Linked DNA regions of Mus musculus: region 1 is linked to region 2. A link is a loop called in an ENCODE intact Hi-C map of the cell type or tissue named here. Cell type or tissue: left cerebral cortex. All regions are shown on one strand.

Region 1 (8,000 bases), 450 kb before region 2:
GGGAACTGCAACCCTATAGGTGGAACAGCAATATGAACTAACCAGCACCCCGGAGTTCTTGACTCTAGCTGCATATGTATCAAAAGATGGCCTAGTCGGCCATCATTGGCAAGAGAGGCCCCTTAGTCTTGTAAACTTTATATACCCCAGTACAGGGGAATGCCAGGGCCAAGTAGTGGGAGTGGGTGGGTAGGGGGGCAGGGCGAGAGGGCGGGGGGGGGGGGAGTATAGGGGGCTTTCAGGATAGCATTTAAAATGTAAATGAAGAAAATATCTAATAAAAATTTTTAAAAAAGAATATTAAAAAAAAAAAAGAAAGAAAGAAAGCCAGCCAGTTTGGTCTACAAAGTGAGTTCCAGGACAGCCAGGTCTATACAGAGAAACCCTGTCTCAAAAAAGAAAAAAAGAAAGAAAGAGAGAGAGAGAGAGAAAAGTAGAAACTTGGGATGGGGTGGGGGTGGGGATCCTTGTCCTAGGTTCAGAGAACAGTGCAAACCCAGCATGTCTCTTAACATCAGCCTTAGGACGTACAGCAGTACTTTCTTACACGTACTTTTTTGATCCTTTTAAAAGTAAGGGGCTCTGCTGTTTCAACTCAAAGTGTTCAATGCCTTTACGGCATTAAAGACTGTAGATTTAGCCAAAGATCTTTTCTAAATGGGTCTCATGACGGAGCAAGGACGTCCATCTAGGGAGAGAAGACAAAAGGGACGATAGCAGTCTCGAGGGAACGCTTTGGGAGGAGAGTGTGAATGGGGGCGTGTGATGTACTGGCTGCACTTTACGCTGGACAGCCTTTCAAGGCCTGGGCTTCAATACCTTTAACGATCATGTAGGCGATGGCGAGAAGGAAAGCAAGGAGGACGGCGAACAGCAGCGAACAGAGAATGGAAAGGGCTTGGATGGGCCACCGCCGAGCCTGGGTTCGCTTGGCCGCAGTGGCCGGGAAGATGCCGTTGCGCTTATCCGGCAGGACCGGAGACCCGTCCCCGACCCGGGGGAGTAGCGGGGCCCTCTTGGTCTCCGACGACGCCCTGGCTGAGAACTCTGCCCGCAAGTCGCGGGCCACTTGGTCGCATCCCTCGTCTTCGTCGCCTTCGCCCTCACCCCAGCTGTCCCCCTGAGTGTAGTCGGAATACCCGGGCCGAGTCGCAGGGCCTGGGGTAACCTGACGGCGCCTCCGCGCGCCCGCAAACCTCCAACTCTCCACGAACGACATGGCGGGAAAGACTGAGAGTCCCGCGAAGGTCGGCTGTCCACCACCGCCACGCCCCGCCCCGGCTACAGCCAATCAGAGACGGCCGTCGGCGGACCCAACCACCGCGCGCAGAACCGTAGGGGAGTGCAAGAGCGGGTTACCCGGGGACTCCGCTTCCGGAGGCGCCGTGGGAGCGCGCGCCCATGGCCCGCCGCGACAACACTCTCATTTATTCCACCCTTTCGGGTCCTGTGGGCACGCACCTCTCGAGCCCCATGACCGCAGTTCCGCGCCTTCCTAACCGCCAGTCGCTTCCTCCCTCGGGCGAGAGATCTCTGTCTTTACCGCTCCCCGCCAGATACAGTTCGCGCCTCCGCCCTTCACTATGCCGGGCGCGCGCGCAGCTCTCGAGTTTCTCCCCCCCACCCCCAAAGGCACGACCCCCTCCCCAGGGCAACCGCGCGCGCGCGCACTAGGCCGCTAACGCCGGGTGCCGCTTCCCCCGCCCCACCCCCACCCCACCCCTGGTGGCCTCAGGTTTGTGGGGCGAACGTAACTAGGGCGAGGGGCTGGACGCCACTGCCCCACCCCCCGACGGGGTGCGGTGGCCCGAACCCGGGAATCTGGGTCCCCGCCGTGTCCCCTTTCCTGGGGGAAGTTGGTAGAGTTTCCCCGGCAGAGCACTCGACGCAGAAACTTCCTCCGTCCCCCCTCCCCCCCCCTCCATGCAGGCGACGCCGAGCGAGGCAGGGGGCGAATCGCCGCAGAGCTGCCTGTCGGTCTCGCGCTCTGATTGGACAGTAGGGAAGCCTGTCAGTTTATTGGCCCCGCTGATCCCGCCCCGCAGCTCAGGGCAGCCTTTACCCTTTGGCCCCGGCGGGCGCCAGCCACTCAGATCGCTTCTTGTTGGTATGTGCAGCGGCAGTGGCCGCCGACGGAGCAGTCTGAGCCCGACGATGAGGCCGGGGACTGGAGCCGAGCGTGGAGGCCTCATGGTGAGTGAAATGGAGAGCCAACCTCCCTCGCGGGGTCCCGGGGACGGGGAGCGGAGATTGTCCGGCTCAAACCTGTGCTCCAGTTCTTGGGTCTCTGCTGACGGCTTCCTGAGGAGACGGCCCTCGGTAAGGGATCGGCGGGGTAGGGGAAAGCGGCACAATGAAAAACCGAGTCAGAGAAACAGGAAGCTCTCTCCAAACGGAGAAGAGCATATCAGGAAGAGAGCTGCAGATGGTGGGCTACGTCCCAAGGGGGAGAGATGGAGGGCGGGAACACACAAAGAAATAGGTGGGACCTTGGACTTGCCAGTGGTCTTGGCCTAGGTAGATAGATGCCTTAGGAAGAAGGAAGGTGCTGGGCCCCGGGCGGACTGTGCATCTGAGAGCCCCAGGCTTGACTTACAGTAGGGACACTTAAGTCTGTGGGACTTAAGGAGCGGCTGCTGCGGTCTTATTTCTCCGGGAGTGGTGGTGATTTGCAGGGCTTGGGGGATTCGGTTGGGAGAATTGGCTGCGGATACTTAGTTTCAAGCCAGGAACAATGGAAGTATTATATTTTAAGCTCCCTAAAACGGCATGAATTTGTTAGTGTCTGGGACAGTTTAACTCTATTAAAACATTTGTGAAGTACTCTTGGGTACCCGCACTCTGTTTTAGGTCTTGTCCATATGAATGTAATTTTAAGTAGTATAAGCTGGTTATGTGTATAAAGGTGACGGAAGTTGTGTTCATCGTAATAATTTTTTAAGTTGGAATTCAATACATAGTCACCAAGTCTGACCAGTCATTTAACAGTTTGTTAAGTCATTGGAGAGGGGTTGTAATCCGCTAATGGGTTTAACTTTTCCATTATTTTGTAAATTTTCAGGCCCCATCTAATAATCACTGTAGTGTAATTAAGATTAACTTCAGTATATGCTAATACTGTAATTTAATCACAGTGATTTAATATTGTGCCTTAATTGATGGGTTTTAGTTGTTGTTTTTGAAATGACATTTTAAAGAAGCATTTAACTGTCTCTCACTCTCCCTTTTTATTATTTTTCAGATGGGGCATCCTGGCATGCATTATGCACCAATGGGCATGCACCCTATGGGTCAGAGAGCAAACATGCCTCCTGTACCTCATGGAATGATGCCACAGATGATGCCCCCTATGGGAGGGCCTCCAATGGGACAAGTAAGAAGACGCTTTCCCTTTGGCTTGCTTAGTTTTGTTTGAGTGTGTCGAGATGTATTTAAGATGTAAGTCAGTGGTGTACTTGCAGCCCTTTAAAGGTTAGTTTATATCCACGTAATGTCTTCAAACAAGACAAAACATTACATTGCTCATGTCTGTAACCAAATTTTGAATGTAGTAAGACTGTATGAGAAAAAATTAACTGACTTCCTCAACAAAATTAAGCTTTAAAAAAAATAAGCCGGCTGTGGTGGCGCACGCCTTTGATCCCAGCACTTGGGAGGCAGTGGCAGTTAGATCTCTGAGTTCAAGGCCAGCCTGGATCTATAGACTGAGTTCCAAGACAGAGAAACCCTATCTGGAAAACCAAGCAAATAATTTAAAGTGAGAGTATACATCTAATCTATTTAACTTAGTGACTTTATTTCAGGCATTATAATTATTAATGGTCTAGGAGTAAATATATATCAGAAGATAATCGTGGTGAATGTGTAAAGCCTAGCATCAGAAAAATAGTAGTTACTTGGGGTTTTCATGTAGAATGAATTTTATTCTTGGAGTATCTTCCTCTTGTTTGGGGTGCGGAGGGATTTTCTGCTCTATTACTAATTCTTTCCTGGACAGTGCCAAATAGGTAGCTCATTTTCTACTTAATTTTTGAATGATAATTGCTTCTATACTCCTACTTGTGCGTTGCCCCTTGAATCTCTAGCACAAATCGTAAATGGACGTTTTTTCGTAGGAGTGATTGGATTAAAAGGTTTTAAGATGACTCAGGAACACGGGTAGAATTTCTAGAGAAGTGGTCAAGAAAGACAAGAGCTTGAGGTGCATCAACAGTTCTGTCCTATGCTAGGTTCTATATAATACACTGATTCTTAGGTGGGCTGGGTTATTCCAGTTGAATATCTTGATAAGTCATGAAATTTTTGATTAGCAGAATATTTTAGAAAGCCAGTTGTATATTTTCTTTTGCTAATGAGTACTATTGAGTTTGACGATGGTTTGAGCAATGAAGGCTAAAGTTACTGGTGAAATTACAGGGGGAAACAGGAACTTGTGTTTTTTTGTTTGTTTGCTTTTTTTATTTTAAAGAGTAGAATGGCTCAGTGTTAAGTGGTTTTCTTTTATATTTGGAATATAGCCCTTAATTTTGGATAAGAAAATTGTATTCAAAGGCACCAAACTGAAAAGATTCTGCCTGCAGGAGTTCCTTATAGAAAAGATTCTTTTGCTCTGTTACTCTCGAATAATAATACTTTAAAACTCCCTAGGATATGCAGAGACAACTCTTGATTCTTTTTCTGTATCTTTCCATCTCTAAGCAGCACAAAACCCTTCTTGTTTTCTTGGTAGAGCTGCTCTAACTAGATAATGAGCTTTAAAAAATATTTATTCTCTAATGCTCTGGTTCTTATTTAAAATTAGTTTCTTTCCACAGAAAGATAAAATAAAACAATTTGCTACTGCCAGACGCTTCTCTCTTTTCTGGGGCCTTCTGTGTCCATTGGGCCAGGCAAGGTAAGTTTGCAAGGGGTTGGCCTGCTTACCCTTGCTGTCCCGGTGCTGTTGCACTAGCAGTCCTGAGATGCCAGCTACTCATTTTTAGTACAGTGCAGATTTTACTTTATTTTTTTAAGTAATTGGCATACACTGGTCACAGTTTGTTTTGTGGCCCCTTCTCTTTAGCTGTGCCAGTGACCATATTCCTAATTAGTTTACTTTATACTTACACACTTCAGATATTTTGACTTTTGCTTCATGGTTTTCTACTATTATTAATTTTTTTTTTAGTCTAATATGTTCTGTGCACCTGACTGTTTAAATGTTTAGCATTCTTCCTCTGTGAGGATAATGAATACTTTGGGAGACCAGATCTGAAAGTCTCAAGAAAATTGCTGTTATTTTCTCAAAATTAGGTCATTATCTAGTGCCCACTTCCTACCTAAGAGTATGGGTCCTAGCTTATGGTAAAGCTAAGCTGAATCCTTAAGGGCTCCAGGATTCTTTCTCAAAGCTCTGTGTACCTTTTCTTAATGATGAACTGATTGTTTTCCTGCATCATTTCTTCTCTTTGCATATGCTCTGGATTATTAATAGTAATTATAATGAGAAGATAATTGAGAAGAAGCAGGGTACCTGTATAGTTTTGCCATCCATCTTTTTTAAAGTTTGTTAAAAACTTTTAGATTTTCGGGACTAAGGGCTTTATAATCTTCAAAAATAGTTGATCTTTTATAACTGCAGAATTCTGTGGCCATTATTTCATCTAACATGGGCTTATAGTACATGAAAAATAAATTACAATTTCCAGACCACAAGCAGACTTTTTGCCTTGTCATAGTCACATTTAACACGTGAAACAACTATATAGTTACTTATAGAGATAGCATGTACATTGTGTTAGGTAGCATCCAGAGATGATTTAAATTATACAAGATGTCCATATATGCACATATTATGGCTTTTTTTTTTAATGCAAGGGAAAAAAAGGTGTGAATTTTGGTATGTACCAGGATCCTGGAACAGCTCAGCCTCCTGTTATCTGCTGCACTGCCCACATTTAAGTTACTTGGCTTAGACCAGCCAAAGATAAAGAAAATGCTAGATTATTGTGGTCTTTGAAATGTTACTGAATATGACAAGACATTGTATAGCTTCTTTATAAAACAGTATGCAAACTAGACAGTAATGATCTAGGGTTAAAAAAGGGTTTGCAAAGTTAAAATGCAGCCAGTTACTTCAAGAAGTGATATGTTCGCGATTTTCTACCCTTAATGTATAAGATAAACTAGAGTGCCATTTTCTCCAGTTCAGGCTGAATCGATTAGCAAATACCTAGAAATAACAAGCATAACTTAACCATAATTGCTTTCAGGCTTATCTCAATTACCTATCATATAGGTTAAATTATTGCCTCCTGATGCACATATCTTTGGGGAAAATTATGCTTGTCAGTTACACAATTAAAAGAATATACTACTGAAAAGGACCGTACAAATAAATCAGATAAATGAGCTTTAAATAGTATGTGAGAGAAGGAACTGTTTTTGGAGGGGTCTTTTTTTATTCTTAAATATTTACTGAAAAAATTTTTTTGCATAGTAACAATATTCAAAACATTCCAGTAGAAATTTCTGTTAAAATATGATTGTGTATAAAGCTGTCTTTCTCCATATCCATTCAGAATAAAACATGTTTTGTCTTTAAAGTATTTTCTTTTCCATTTTCCTTTTCTTTTTGTATGTGCTTTTAAATCACCAAGAACATAAAATTTTTTGTACTTTTAATCAGCTGGCTTTGCTTTTGCCCAACAGAGTGCCCCTAGCTGGCTCTGTTCTTGATTGTAACTCTCCTCTGATTTATAGAAAGAATGAGATGAGGTCTTGAGCTCCTTTCCAGAGTTAATTAACACTTCATGGTTCAATTTTCTGACTTTATCAAACTTTCATGGATTGATTTGGAAGTCAAAATCTTCCTAAGTAATTTCCTGTTTTGGGGGTAATTTTTTTTGATATTACATTAGTGAGTAGTTACATCTTAGAAATGAATTTGGCTTTCTTAACTTTATTACTGAGAAGACAAACTCACAAATCTGTAGCACCCAGGTTGTCCTATCCCGTGCCTTGGAGACTCAAACTGTTTTTGATCTGGTTTTCTTGCTTCAAGGCTAATTCTATCACCTATCAAAAAATAGAAAGTAAATTGTATTTCTTTGCTTAAGAATTCCCAGTATTGTATATCTGTGACCTAGTGTCTAAATTCCACAGCTTTAAGTTTGAAAGATCTTCTGTAATACACATCAAAGCAACATTCAATGATGCATGTTTTTATACTCCCTAATACAAGTTCGTACTAATCTTTTCATGGTGCCTTAAATGGTTATATTAGCTCTTGACTTTAAGCTTCTCTGCTGTCCTTGCCTTCTTGCTTTCAAGATCGCTATCACCGTGACATCTTTGCTTGCTTAAATTATTTTCTCGAACAGTTTGAACACTCTTTACCTCCTTTCTAAATTATTTAACACATTGATATGTTTGGAATTTTTACTGTTTTATTTTGGCACTTAGTGACATTTTCCTCTTTTATTTTTCCCTTAATGTTTTCTGATTTGCTATTTTCCTAACAAGTAATAGATTATAAGGTCTTAGCAAGAACTGAATTGTTCTTGTTAAGAATTGTCAGTGCTGAGCACAGTTCTTGGTGCATTCTGGGTGCTCAGTAATACTTGTTGAATGAATGAAATGAGTAAGTAGATACTATTTCCTACAATGGACACTAGAAAGTAACTGATACATGTGTGTCTAGAGGTTACTTGTGACTTTACATTGTCCCTGCTTTTAGTATGGGAATCGTATGGTTTTCTCATTTAGCAAAAATAGATAAAATGAAATAAATGAGGTTTTTTGGGGTCTTGTTTTGTTTTGGTTAAGAAATCTAAGCCAGGCAGTGGTGGTACACACCTTTAATCCCAGCACCTGGGAGGCAGAGGCAGGCAGATTTCTGAGTTCAAGGCCAGCCTGGTTTACAGAGTGAGTTCCAGGACAGCCAGGGCTACACAGAAAAACCCTGTCTCGGGAAAAAAAAAAGAGAGAGAGGGAGGGAGAAAGGAAGGAAGGAAGAAAAG
Region 2 (8,000 bases):
TAGAGACTTGGGTTTCATTCATTTAGCAATAAAAGGGTAGAAGCTTTTTCTCTCTCTATGCGATAAAGCTTGGAGCTCATTTTCATCCAGAATGAGTAATTTCTGAACTGGTGCTTGGTCTTATGCTCCATATACATATGTAAGTATGGTTGTGTGTGTAATTATGAGACAGCATGAAAGCTGGGCCCAACTGGTTCGAATGGAGATTTAAGAATGTCTATGCATGAATCTGAATATAAATTTATGTGAGTTTAATCCATATTTGCTTGTGTAAAAGTTTTTCCTTCTGCAACTGCCATTCTCTTTTCCTGATTCAATAGAAGTTTACTGCCCCAAACTTCCCACTAACCTGACAAGCAAGAGGTATTTGGGCAAAAGGGAAAAGGTTACAGCAATTAATTGTTTACTTAATCTCCTGGCTATTTTAGGATGAGGTGCTAATTGCCAGAAACTGCAGTTTCTGGCCCCAGAGGGATTCAGGCAGGTCAGCTCCAGTAACTTAGACTTAGATAGGTAAACATTTTATTATTATACTGCAACCCTAAATATCTCATAAAACCAAGTCTTACCCTCCACTGATGCTCTTCCCCCTCCACTGCAAAGAACCAAACAAGAACAATCGCTAGGCTGGCCCCCAGCAGTATATGAAGTGGAAATTTCTGGTTTCTTTGGAGACTCAGTTGTGTTATGTCGTTTTTTTTTTCTGGAAATTGTCTTATGAGAGGCTGTTTTTATTGAGGCAGACATGTGGGAGGATGCTTTGCTGGTGTTTTTCTGGGAGCAGCCTGGAAAAAGGACATGTGATGTTTTGCTAGAGCAGATGCTTGAGAGAATGTGATATTTGGAAAGGGTATAAGTATAACCCAACCAAGAGTGGATGATGCTGTGTGGTATTGGTATGCCTTACTCTTCTTTGCTGGTCATCTTTCATCTGTCACTTTATAGAGAGAAACACATCAAAAAATTCTGGTGGTGTTCAGGCAGCTTCTTGCAACTTCTTGCTGTTTCCATTTCCGTAGACTCTGTAGCCAATTGGAGGAGCCTCGCTATTTCTTGTGTTTCGACCTGCTGTTGCTGATTCATGAATGGTGTTTGTAAGTGGATCGAGCTGCTTCTGCTGGTTCAAGTGAACTGAACTGCTGATATCCTGGCAATGCAGATTGGATTTGCTCCAGAGAACCATTTCTAAACAAGTCCACATCCTCCTTTGCTCTGTTAACCTTCCCTTTCCAATACCTCTGGTGGGTGGTGGGCTAGAAGGAGGGTTAAAGCATTTAAGAACCCTTATTAAAGGTAGAGTTTGAAAGATCTAAGCCTACATTCAAAGCAATAGTTTGTTTTTTTTTTTTCAATAGAATTGCCCACCTTTATCATGGCCTTCCTTTATCATGGTGCACACCTCTGGCCTTATCCTTGGACCTGACCTTGAATGTATGTTTTCTTTGATCATTAATTTGTTCCAAGCCTATTTTTCTTCCTAGTGTAATATATGCACTTATAATGTATGGTAGCTCACTGTAGTCCTTCTCATGCAAACTTTACTCTTCTACAAGGGGGAGGTACACTCTACTTTTGATACTAAATTTAAACTTTCTATTAACTGTCTTAACTTCTTATAATTATTTCAATCGAATTAGGAATTCTATAAAACCATTAATTCATCTAAACAGCATCATTTCACTAAAGTTCATCATCTTCATGTTAATCTGCAGGAAGTTTGCCCAATAGGGTGGGCTAATGCCCAGGAATCAATTATAACAGACTATAGGCAGAAAGGGACTTCCTTTGTCCCATCACATCTTATCAGAAAAATAATGAATACAGCACTGACAAATATGAAAAGGCATATCAACAGCAATCCTCTGACTAAGCTCCCAGGGCCATGCCTTTCCAGGATTCACCCACCGCAGCATAGAATACGGTGTGCAGTCTCCAGGAAGCTCAGTTGCCCACTGCAGCTCCTCCTGTGTGTGTCTGCCAAGTTACTATACCAGTCACTAATTCTATGTGGGTACTTACATTTAATAAGATGAAACTCATTTAGCTCAGTTCCTGATGTGGGAGGAATGAGACTGCAGAATGCAGAAGGAGCTCTCTGGATGGATAAGCTTTATTTAGGTCTTTGAGCTGACAGATTTCCTTGATGTTGTGAATGCAAGTGACCGACCTATTTCACCTAGCTAGAAGACAACGGCAATATGCTTCTACCTCTTTCAAGATTTAGCACACTGCCTTTGGTGTTTCTTCACCAACAAGTAGACTCAACTTTGTCATGGTGTGTCTGGAAAACACTGTCCCTATTGTGGAATAATAAGGGTAACTCAAAAAGCATGTGCCGGGAGAGTGAGAACATACCTGAAGATGGATCTTGGTGCATACATGAGTACGTGGCCTAAGGTAAAGGTATCGAACTTGCTGATTGTAAACCCAAGTAACAGAGAAAAACACTGAAACAGGATTTATCTGAAATTGATTGTATTTCCTGTCACCATGGAGATAAGTACGAAAGATACTGCATTAAGAAAAATGAACAAGGGGGCTGGAGAGATGGCTCAGCGGTTAACAGCACTGACTGCTATTCTAGAGTTCAATTCCCAGCAACCACATGGTGGTTCACTACCATCTGTAATGGGATCTGATGCCCTCTTCTGGTGTGTCAGAAGACAGTGACAGTGTACTCACATACATTAAATAAATAAATAAATCTTAAAAAAATAAAAATGAACAAGTCAAATTACTTTGCACATCTGAATTTGCAGGTTATTTCAGACATATCTTTTAAGTGCTCAATTCCTTCTATACGTGAAGTAACAAAACTCAACTATCCTCTTGTGGCTAACACAGGGTTTGCTCCTGATCACTACCGAAACTGTTCTTAATTAAGTGAACTCACTGACTGACTAGGTATGTATGCTAGCAGGTAAATAAAGATACTTGAGCATGCTCACCATAAAACAGCAGGAGCAAGGATCCTCTAAAATGATATTTTCAAAGGCTATCCCTCAATTCTTTGCTTTTAATACAAGTACTTTTAAGTTATCTCATGTGGTCTTTGCTAGCAACCTAACTGTTTGGGACTCCTTATTCACATGTGGATTGATATCAGATTATATTCCAAAATATCCCTAAATGGGTGCCATGTGTCTTATATGCTAGAATTAAAAAATTAACAGGTTTGGGCTGGTGGGATGGCTCAGTGGGTAAGAGCACTGGCTGCTCTTCCAGAGGTCATGAGTTCAGTTCCCAGCAACCACATGGTGGCTCACAACCATCTATAGGGGGATCTGATGCCCTCTTCTGGCAGGAGGATGTATATGCAGCAGAGCAACAATACATTAAATAAAGTTAAAAAAAAAAAAGTAGAGGGAAAAAAATTAACAGGTTCTGCCAAATTTCTAGGTAACTTATTTCCATTCTAACACTGGGGATTAATCCTAGAAAGTGTCCAGACATATTCTGAACACTCTAGATTAAGATGCTTAAAAAAAAAAAAAACTAGTCCATTAACCTGCAAATGTTTCCATCTCACTTGTAAACCTAACTTTATAGTAGATAATGTATTCAATTCAGATGATTTCACACAGGAAGAATCTATTATCATCTCCTTACACTAGAGGTTGGAAAATAACGTCTGCTTCTTTAATATGTCGATATGTAGGGTACAGAAGATCCTATCTCAAAACTGAAAGAAGAGTCCATAAATAAATAAACACTGAAATGATTCTCAAAATTAAAAAAAAATTGTTGAAAAACTTCAAGTCCTAGAAGGAAGGGCTCGTGCTTCAATAAATGGCTGAAACTGACTAGAGCTGCCAGCTTTAGTTTAAAAATACTTAATTACTTGAGACCGGGTCTCACTATACAGCCCTGTCTGACCTGTAATCTATATAGGTGGATAACTATATAGATCCACCCGCCTGTACCACCATGCCTGGTTATAAAGATCTTTTAAATTATGTGTGTTTATGATATGTGTGAGTTGGAGGGTCCGTGCTCGGGATACTGCCGAAGGGTGTGTGTGTGGCGGGGAGAAGACACCTTTCTGGAGTTGGTTCCTTCTGCCTTGGCTTCTGGGTGCTGAACATCACTCTTCAGGCTTGGGCTAGAAGGGCTTTTACAGCCAAGTGATTTCGTCGGCTCAAGGTGCCAGCTTTAGATGTGTGCTTTTCCATTCAAAAGCCATGGCCACATTCTAAAAGTACTTACCGTGCACTTTCTTACCAGATACTGTTTTTTAGATCCTGCGTTCACACTGTGAACAAAACTCATGGAATTTATAGTCTAATGAATAAGGATACTACAATTATCTGTACTATAGAGAGTGATAAATGATATGAACAGATACGAAGCAGGGTGAAGACGTACAGGGCAACGTATTGCAGGAAGAGTGTTTGCACACTTATACTTATTTAAATGCCTGGCTGGATCTGGTGGGAACCCGGATTTATGACTCTTATACATAACTAAGTCATTATAAATGTTTTTGCACTATAATGCTTGAGTGCACTTCACTCATCTTTGAACATGACTCAGCGATCCGCCTACCTCTGCCTACCACGTGCTGGGATTAATGGCGTGGGCCACAACGCCAGGCATTAGATTTTTAATTTTACGTGTCTGCATGTGGGTATAGGACGGTGAGTGTAGATGCCTACGGAAGCCAGAAGAGGGTGTCGGGTTCCCAGGAACTAGGCATTACAGACTGCTGTAACCCCTGCCTCCGCGAAGGTACGAAAACCTCAGCAGCAAGCGCTCTTAATTGCTGAGCCACCTCTCCAGTCCCTTCACTCGTCTTTATATTCCATGGTCCAAGCTCTGTTTTCATGCAGGAGAAATGAGAAGCAAAGAGTCTCTCCACAGCCGCTTTCCAGGGTGACTATTTCGGCTTGGTTAACCGCGGGATCCCATGAGCATCTACAACCCAGGCGGCAATTCTCAGCGCCTCTCATAAGGCGACAGCTGTTTCCATAGCAACCAGACGCGATGCGGGCGCGGGGTCCGAGTAGCAAGACCTGACCTGGTACCCAGGAAGTACTCGGGTTCGAGAAGAGCTGCTGTCACAACCTGGGGCGAAGGAAACGACATTCCCGAGCCACGCACCCCGCCTCGCCACTCAGGATCTGCAAGCTCGGCGGCCTCTGGCATCTCCAGCTACCACAACTTCCGGCCCTGAAGCCCCTCCCCTGGGCCCCGTGGCTCTCTCGGGTCCTCACTGCGGAAAGGTGACTGTGGCGGCTGCCGTGTCTGATCAGGCGTCGGATCGGGGGCTGCCACGTCTTTGGGACAGCAGAGAGGCCACTACAGGGTGTTAGAGCTCAGCCAAGCGTCGTGCGGCCCCACCGGTGGGGCTGGAGCCGCGGCGGCCGGGCGCCGGACAGGCAGGCGCGCGCAGGGCAGGCACGGCGGCGGAAGTGAAGGCACCGCTGGGCCAAGCCGTCTAGGAAGCCGCGGCGGGTCGCCCAGCTGGGGCAGTCGGAGTCCCGCCAGAGCGTCGGGATTCAGCTCGGGTTGCCGGCGTGATGCCTCTGTTCACTGCCAACCCGTTCGAGCAAGATGTGGGTGAGTGCGGTGCCCGGCGCGCTGTGTGCAAGGCGAAAGTGGGCGGCGGCCTGGGTGCCTGGAAACCCCGGCGGAGAGCGAAGGGGCGGCGCCGCTCTCGACGGCGGGGGGCAGCCTCGGTGCGTCTCTGGCTCGCCCGACTCCTGCCTGTCCGAGATTGGGATACCGAGAAGGGTTGTTCCAGTCACCCAGAGCAGGAGTGGGGGAAAAGCCTTGTTCGTACGAGGCTTAAGTTGCTGATACAAACTTCCTGCTTTCTCCCGAGCTCGTTAACACCCGTCCCTTTGGGAAAAAAAAAGTGCAGTACTGGACACCCTTTTTGCTGCCGAGGGCAGTCTTGAACTAGAGACCTAAGACTTACCAGGTTTAATTCGCATCGCTCCCGTAAGCACACATCTAAGCCCTGGTGGTTGCAGTTTTCGTATTTATTGACTGTTTTGAAGGTGCTGCGAGAGCCAGGCGCGGAGGATGAGAAGGAAAACTCCCAGAATCTTTAAATAGCCCAGAACAACCGATATTTGTTGGAGTCAAAACTTTACTCTGGTAGCGCATGACTTTCAAAATGAGAAAAAAGATGGATGGGTACAACTTAAGCATAATATTAACAGTAAAAGCACAGGCTAGCATTATTTTTGTAGCAGTAGTTAACACGCTCCTAGCGAGCTTTTCGGATTTAGAAATTTCCAGTCAAACAAAAATGCTACACATTTTACTACCAGTTTGTTCAGTTAAAATTTTTGTTCATTTAAGAAAAGACTAGAAAGTGCTTCATCTTGTTATAATTCTCAAAATCACGTTCAAATCATGTGAGTGACTAATTATATAGGAAGCATGTGAGGCTTAGTCACTGTTTAAGGAATAATTAATTGTTCTTTTGTAACAATACCTATGTGACACATTACACTTTTTAATTGTTATTGAATTAATTGAGTTTTGAGACAGAGTGGAGTCTTTATATAGTCTAGGCTGGCTTCAGTTTCTTAAAACCTCAGTCTTAATATTGAGAACTGCGGGATGCCAAGTCTGGGTGGGCCTCCACCCTCTTTGAGACCCGTGCTTCTTAGTGTGACTCTAAACGCTTTGATTTTGCTCTAATGAAATATGTGTGGAAAAAGCCAAGTAGAAGAGGTTATTTTATTTTTTTTTTCTTTATTAGTTTGTTATTTGTGTGCGTGGGTGTTTTGCCTACATGTTATATTTGTCACTTGTGTGCTGTGCCCGAGGAGGCCAGAAGACAGTGTCAGATCACCTGTCACTGGAGTTACAGACAGCTGTGAGCCACCGTGTGGGTGCTGGGAAGAGCAGGGAATGTTCTTAACTGAGCCATCTCTCCAGCCCATGACAGATTATTTAAAATACAAAACCTATGAACTTTTTAATTTTTTAATTTAATTAATTAATTAATTAATTAATTTATTTATTTATTTGGTTTTTTGAGACAGGGTTTCTCTGCCCTGGCTGTTCTGGAATCCACACTGTAGACCAGACTGGCCTCGAACTCAGGAGTAGATCAGGCTGGTCTTGAATTCAGAGATCTGCCTGCCTTTGCCTCTCAAGTGTTGGGGTTAAAGGTGTGTGCTACCATGCCCAGCTTAAAACCTATAAACTCTTTCTTCAGGGAAAAAATTTCCTAGGAGCCTGCTGTTTTCAAATTGAAAACTTTTTTGGTAGCAATATTATGAGTTGCTCTGCCCAGTTTATTTTTCTATACTGTCTCCTCAGTACGTTCTGAAATCTTTGCATCAGAGCTTAGTGTAGTTCTCTTAGGTGCTGATCTTCAGGCACAAATAAACAAACAAACAAAAAAACCTATGTCGGTTATTTCATGGGCTGTGAAATTGGTTGAGGCCACTTGGACGAATGCAACTAAAAAAAAAAAAAAGGAACGAAATTCTAAGGAGCTCAGATTGCTCTGAAACAAGTATCAGGAAATTATATGTTGTGTTTTTTAGACCTTAAGGACTCTTAGTGTGAAAAAGTTAATAATGCAAACAAGCCATTAACTGATTGAGCATTTTACAGCAATATTCCATGCCCACTTTTTTGGGTAGCATTATCTTTATTTCTGTGGTTTATGTGTGTTAGCAGTGTTCACTCTTCATCCAACAGAAATGCATGGGTGATCACTGTAGATCAGGCATTGTAGTGTGTGCTACAGAGACAAAAATTAATACGTATACTGAGTGCTTGCTCACAAGACACTCAAGTCCAAGAAAGGACACGTGCTCCAGTAGATGGTTGACCTAAAATGTGATTAATGCAGCTTGGTAGATATGGGGGATATGGAAGATGGTATCTGTCCTACCCCTTTGCCTAAAGTTATCGATCATCTATGATGGCAAGACAAACAATAGTGTTAGGTAGCCAGTTCCCAAGGTAAAGGTCGCCATTGTTCTTTCCTTCCCTGGCAGCATTGCTTCAGTAGGAAGCAGCCAGGTCTT

Evidence for each region. A loop is a pair of places that touch in the nucleus more often than their neighbours do. Peaks named below come from ENCODE experiments on the same cell type or tissue, not always from the same donor. Only the 100,000 strongest peaks of a DNase experiment are listed, where the experiment ranks them.
Region 1: it touches region 2 in a loop (2.7-fold over the local background); 15 of 42 quality-filtered maps call a loop at or near these places.

Annotation. Positions count from the first base shown.
Region 1 is chr2:53,185,342-53,193,341 of GRCm38, reverse strand. Prpf40a (pre-mRNA processing factor 40A) reads left to right here and starts at 2,088. Exons shown (of 26, transcript NM_018785.3): 1 at 2,088-2,319; 2 at 3,242-3,373. The coding sequence starts at 2,110. Arl6ip6 (ADP-ribosylation factor-like 6 interacting protein 6) reads right to left here and starts at 1,258. Exons shown (of 4, transcript NM_022989.4): 1 at 820-1,258. The coding sequence starts at 1,219. In left cerebral cortex, a CTCF peak has its summit at 3,342; DNase peaks (open chromatin) are centred at 1,333 and 2,042; H3K4me3 peaks cover 2,977 bases; H3K27ac peaks cover 1,842 bases.
Region 2 is chr2:52,739,620-52,747,619 of GRCm38, reverse strand. Stam2 (signal transducing adaptor molecule (SH3 domain and ITAM motif) 2) reads left to right here and starts at 5,471. Exons shown (of 14, transcript NM_019667.2): 1 at 5,471-5,559. The coding sequence starts at 5,520. In left cerebral cortex, CTCF peaks have their summits at 3,300 (motif pointing left), 4,649 (motif pointing right), 5,672, 5,927 and 1 weaker place; DNase peaks (open chromatin) are centred at 2,034, 4,718, 5,114, 5,415 and 1 more place; H3K4me3 peaks cover 2,234 bases; H3K27ac peaks cover 1,379 bases.